Linked DNA regions of Homo sapiens: region 2 is linked to region 1. Evidence: read pairs that join two places in POLR2A ChIA-PET (ENCODE). Cell type or tissue: MCF 10A. All regions are shown on one strand. Each heading gives the region's core, and the rest is flanking DNA. Links, peaks and the distances in the headings are about the cores only.

The links. ChIA-PET counts read pairs that join two places held together with the same protein. Peaks named below come from ENCODE experiments on the same cell type or tissue, not always from the same donor. Only the 100,000 strongest peaks of a DNase experiment are listed, where the experiment ranks them.
Region 2: POLR2A ChIA-PET joins it to region 1 with 5 read pairs; 5 of 35 experiments call an interaction of 5 or more read pairs at or near these places.

Annotation. Positions count from the first base shown.
Region 1 is chr10:114,684,599-114,687,402 of GRCh38, reverse strand. It overlaps a transcript of ABLIM1 not described here. Among named protein-coding and RNA genes, the nearest start is that of ABLIM1, 28 kb to the right of the region's middle. In MCF 10A, for the core only: no CTCF peak of the experiment used is centred there; a DNase peak (open chromatin) is centred at 1,172.
Region 2 is chr10:114,617,160-114,619,963 of GRCh38, reverse strand. The region is part of intron 1 of ABLIM1 (actin binding LIM protein 1); the gene reads left to right. Among named protein-coding and RNA genes, the nearest start is that of ABLIM1, 40 kb to the left of the region's middle. In MCF 10A, for the core only: no CTCF peak of the experiment used is centred there; a DNase peak (open chromatin) is centred at 1,053.

The sequences.
Region 1 (2,804 bases), core at 129-2,628:
AAATTTTTGGCTTTGAAACTTCTTATCTTTGAAACTGTGATGGAAATTATCTCTAAAACCCTTTCTAGCCCTCTCCTTCCTCAGAGAAATGTTTTCCAAGCTCTGTTTTGTGAAAAGTTCATAGTTGTACTGGGTTGGGGGTTCTCTGGTTGAATAAATTCAGGAAATGCTTCTTATCTTATTTATCTCTTAGTTACAGGCACACTTGCATATTAATACATAGTAAGTCCATGGTTAAGAAAACTGTTTAACAATATTTAATTAAGCATTTCTCAAATACAGGTGAAGATGCAATTTTAAGCATTTGTATTTGTTTTGCTAAGTGACGGTCACTTTCCTGTGAAGGGTTCTAGAAGCGTGGTTGGGAAAGATTTCTGCTCTGTGTTTTTAAGATAAGGAACACACAACCGTGTCTCTGATTTCAAAATGACATGGTATAAGCTCCATTGCTATTTAATTAGAAAGTGGTTGTTTGAGGCCGGGCACTGTGGCTCATGCCTGTAATCGCAGCACTTTGGGAGGCTGAGGCGAGAGGATTATTTGAGTCTGGGAGTTTGAGACCAGCCTGGGCAATATAGGGAGACTCTGTCTCTATTAAAAAAAAAAAATAGCCGGGCATGGTGGCACATGCCTGTAGTCCCAGCTACTCGGGAGGCTGAAGCAGGAGAATCACTTGAACCTAGGAGGTCAAAGCTGCAGTGAGCTGTGATTGTGCCAATGCAATCCAGCCTAGGTGACAGAGTGAGACTCTATCTCAGAAAGAAAGAGAGATAAAGAGAGAAGAAGGAAGGGAGAAAGGAAAAGAGGAAGGAAGAGAGAAAGAAAATTGTGCATTTTAAACAAGTTTCTAGGCAGTTGGTTTCACCTCTTTTGTTTTTGTTTTTTTTTTTGAGACGGGGTCTCACCCTGTCACCCAGGATGGCATGCAGTGGTGTGATCATGGCTCACTGCAGCCCCAATCTTCTGGGCTCAAGCAATCCTCCTGCCTCAGCCTCCTGAGTAGCTAGGACTATAGGTGCAGGCCGCCATGCCTGCCTAATTTTTTTTTTAATTTTTAGTAGAGACAAGGTCCTGCAATACTTTCCAGGCTGGTCTGAAATTCCAGAGCTCAAACTATCCTCCCATCTCGGCCTCCCAAACTGCTGGGATTACAGGCATGAGTCACCACACCTGGCCAGTTTCTTGACTATAATAAATCATCAACCAAATTGTGGTTCAACTAACACAAGTCAAATTTGGAGGACTATGATTAGGAAAGAATCACTTTATTGCTTAACATTCAAAAAAATCAAAGTTTCAATATTGGATTGCCTGCTCCCCCACTTTGCCCCTGTCCTGCCTTGTAAAAGGCAAGGAACCAATGCAATGCAGGTTATTTTTAAACTAGCACCCTATTTTAGCCCCTGAAAATAGCTGTAGCTCTGTACTTGGTTTCTTCTCTCATTTAATATCAAGTAGGAATAATACTTCGAGATTTAAAGGAGTAGGAAAAACTAGCCTCCATTACATTTTAAATGCAGGCTAACAAGAATAAAGAATGCAACGATGAAAGACTTCCATCCTTATGGTAAAAATCCCAAGACACTAACAAAAAACACATTAGGCTAAAATATGGAATCACTATCATGAGAATGCAAGGCATTAGGTGTAATCAGAAGATTTCAGTTGATGCGACTGGCCTTTGGCAGCAGCTGACACATGACAGCTCTGCAAATGGCAAGCATTTTATCAACGAGCAATCCAGTTGTGATTCTTTGTCTGGCGCCTGGTGCTACAGCCAAGTCAGGAGGACGTTATCAGAGGCACCAAGTTCCAGGCAGTAGCCTGGACCAGGGGAAGGGCACATAGGGTGACCCATGAGGATGGCTGTCTACCCGAGTCATTTCAAAACAAAATAAAAAAGCCACTTAGCTGGGGAAGAGAGTAAGCCAGGACTCTTCAATTAATCAAACTTTGCATTTGGCCAATGTGTTTCAAATAGTCTTGTTTTCCAGTGGATTGATTATAGGCCTTACATTAAATTAATATCTCACAACGGGTGCTGCTGGTTACATCTTTATTGGAGGAATTAAATGTTTTACCCTCACATTTAAAGCAATTATGCCAGTTTCCTCCTATTTCTTAGCCAATGTGTGTATCTGATGCCAAGGATATTTGTCCTAAGGGTCTTTTTCCATTTAAACTGTCTTCATAACTTTTCCAATATGCAAAATTCCCGGTGTTCAAAAATAACTGTGAGAAAAGTTGGATTGTGGGTGGTGGATAATCCAGCCCAACATCAGGGCATTACTGACGAAAGGAAAAAAATGCCTCTTTCCTGAGTCTTTCCGGATGAGGTCATTGTTTTCAGACAGCTTGTATACCTAATATAAAAAGGCTCAAAGTCCACGGCTCGTCTCATACCAGGAGTTTGTCAGGGAACTGTTTCCAAAGCCATAATGAATAATCAGGCTGTTAGTAAAAGAAGCCTCTCCAAGTTATAGCATTTTTTAAAAATTCTAGTAGTGAAGAAAATAATTAAAAGCCCATCTGGTTGAGATAGTAATTCATTAAGGAAAAAGAGGAGGCAGAAGGCTGGGGAATAATCGATCCTTTTCTTTCTTTATTTCATGTGTTTCAGTTATTGTGAAATGATAGTGATCAAAATCTGGATTCTGGATTGTGCAGAATGCAGGAAAATCCTAGGAACATTCTTGGCGTGTTCTAATAGTGGCTTCCCAGAAACGAGTGTTTTCAGTGGGTGTGGCGTCATTGAGCTGATGTGCTTTTGCAAGGGGTCTCTTTAGAAGTGGTAGGGGCAGGGT
Region 2 (2,804 bases), core at 93-2,592, 67 kb after region 1:
CAGGTTTTGACAAAAGAATGTCTGAATCTTTCATTTGCCACTTTATCCTTAACAGAAGTTGGCCGGAATTTGGTGTCATCTGTCTTGGGTGCTTGATACAATTAAGAACTAACCCAACTGTTAAATTCAGAGTAAAATACTGTTTGAATTCCAGCTGGAAGTCCAAAGAAAACACTCGTAGAGCCCATGTCAGCTTTCAAGCCTGGTATTTCTGGAATTGCTTTTTCAGTTGGGATCACTTTTCCCTATGAGTCTGCCTCTCCTCTTTGTGTTCACCACGCTTACCTTGTTTCCTTGCTTTTGTATCACAGCCAGGGAGGGAGGAGCAAGATCAGGACCAGGACTATCTGCCATGCATCGTCCCATCCCTCAGTGACCAGCTGTTCATCTACATTGTCGAGCATTACATGCTGGATAGCATTCATTTTTGATGTGTAAGAGCTTTTCCAGAAAAAAAATATCATTTCAGCCAGGCACAGTGGCTCACGCCTGTAATCCTAGCACTTTGGGAGGCCAAGGCAGGTGAATTGTTTGAGGTCAGGAGTTCGAGACCAGCCTGGGCAACATAGTGAAACCTCGTCTCTACTAAAAATAAAAAAATTAGCCAGGCATGGTGGTGCATGCCTGTAATCCCAGCTGCTCGGGAGGCTGAGGCAGGAGAATTGCTTGAACCTGGGAGGTGGACGTTGCAGTGAGCTAAGATCGTGCCACTGCGCTCCAGCCTGGGTGACAGAGCAAGACACTGTCTCAAAAAAAAAAAGAAAAGAAAGAAAGAGAAAGAAAAAAAAAAGAAAAAATATAATTTAAGGGCTTTGGAGAGAGTTCACCCCTCCCTCAGGAATGTCCAAAAGGTGAGTTGTCAGCAGGCCTTCCATGCAGCAGGAAAGGTTTAACCATTCCTTGGGTGCAGGGCATGTCTGTCATCACCCCTATCTTGACTTGAAAGCACCCTTGCAATATACAACAGGATTCAAAAAGCACTTGGACTTTTGCAACAAGAGCCCAGGAGTGGCTTCTTGCCATTGGAGAGAGTTGATATGATGGAGACACCCCCAGGGAAAGGCCATCCCTGCCATGAAAACCACACGACCACAGTGAGGCAACACTAATATGGTAGTTTTGCATAATAAGTAGGCAAAGATGCCAACTACTAAACATGAATCAGGCAAGCAAGGCCAGCCAGAGAGTCGGCAGTCAACACAGTACTTTCAGGTTGGGGGCTAGCGTGGTGCAAGATGACCAGGAGCAGCATTGGAGACGAGATTGGAAGGCACCTTGTTGACAGGGCCTGTGCCTTGCCTCTCCAGGGCACTGTTCTCATCTGAGTTGGGGGCAGCACCCTCTGGAGTTGTGCAGCCACAGCCTGCACATCTTTACCCAGGGGCAGTGTGCTTCCAGGGAGCTGGTGCTGCAGTTGGTAGTGGGCAAATCACGTCTCTACCACTTCCTGGAGGACATAGAGCCAAGCTCCTAACCTGTCTCAGAGTCAGGGTTTTTTTCAGTTAAAACAATACTGAGAACACCCAATTTTCTCTCCACATCAGGAGGTTTGATAAGTTATCTGGTGAGTTTGAGCATTGGAAAAAATTATTAGTAGATCACAACAAAATAGGTAGAAAACATGATGGATTATTCATCAGGAGCTAGGCAAGTGGGAGAAAGGGAAACGATTAAATCTAAGAGAACAAAAACCATTGTACAAGAAAGGGAATCTATTCCTAGGAGGCACTACAGAGTCTAGTAGAACAATAATTACATTCGCAAAGTGTAAAACAGTGACCATGGGTTTAACCAAAATTTGTGGTGTAGGCCTATTGGTAAGAGCCGAATCTTCACCTGCAGAAACAGGATGTCAGTAGCTAATGACTGAGTTGATATAAGCATAGTGTTAAGAAAAAACACCAAAAGTTGAGCACATTTGCCTATAGGGGTTGGGAGGAGTGGGGCAGGCAATTACCATCATGCATTATAAGCATATTTGTTTCTTTGGGTTTTTTAAACTTTTTCTTTCTTATAGAGACAGGGTCTTGCTATGTCGCCCAAGCTGGTCTCAAACTCCTGAGCTCAAGCGATCCTACTGCCTTGTACTCCCAAAAGCTGGGATTACACATGTGAGCCACCGCCCACACTTAGCCTAAACTTTGATAAAAAATAAATAAATATGGGGTAAAAAACCCATACTTCCCACTCCATATCTTTATTGTTAGGGTTAATTTAAGTGAAATAGTGTGCGAAAATTTCAAATGTGGCCTGTGCCATGTGCTCAATAAATGTTAATGAAAGTCAGTTGGTCTGTGGAGTTTCTTTAAGCATCAGAGTAGAAGCACAGCCCAGAGCCAAAGGAATGGCCCGAGGTCCCTTGCAGATAAAACAGGACTAAGAAGTAGGTGGTGAGAAGCTGGGCACAGTGGCTCATGCCTGTAATCCCAGCACTTTGGGAGGGCGAGGCGGGTGGATTACCTGAGATCAAGAGTTTGAGACCAGCCTGGCCAATGTGGCGAAACCCCATCTCTACTAAAAATACAAAAAAAAAAATTAGCCAAACGTGTTGGCACGCACCTGTAATCCCAGCTACTCGGGAGGCTGAGGCAGGAGAATCGCTTGAACACAGGAGGCAGAGGTTGCAGTGAGCCAAGATCGCGCCATTGCACTCCAGCCTGGGCAACAAGAGCAAAACTCCATCTCAAAAAAAAAAAAAAAAAAAAAAGTAGGTAGTGAGAAGAATTAAATTTGTAACCAGAAAGAGAGACAGTGTTCAACTGCCTTCGGCCAGGATTTTTCAGAGGCTGAACGCCCTTCACTAT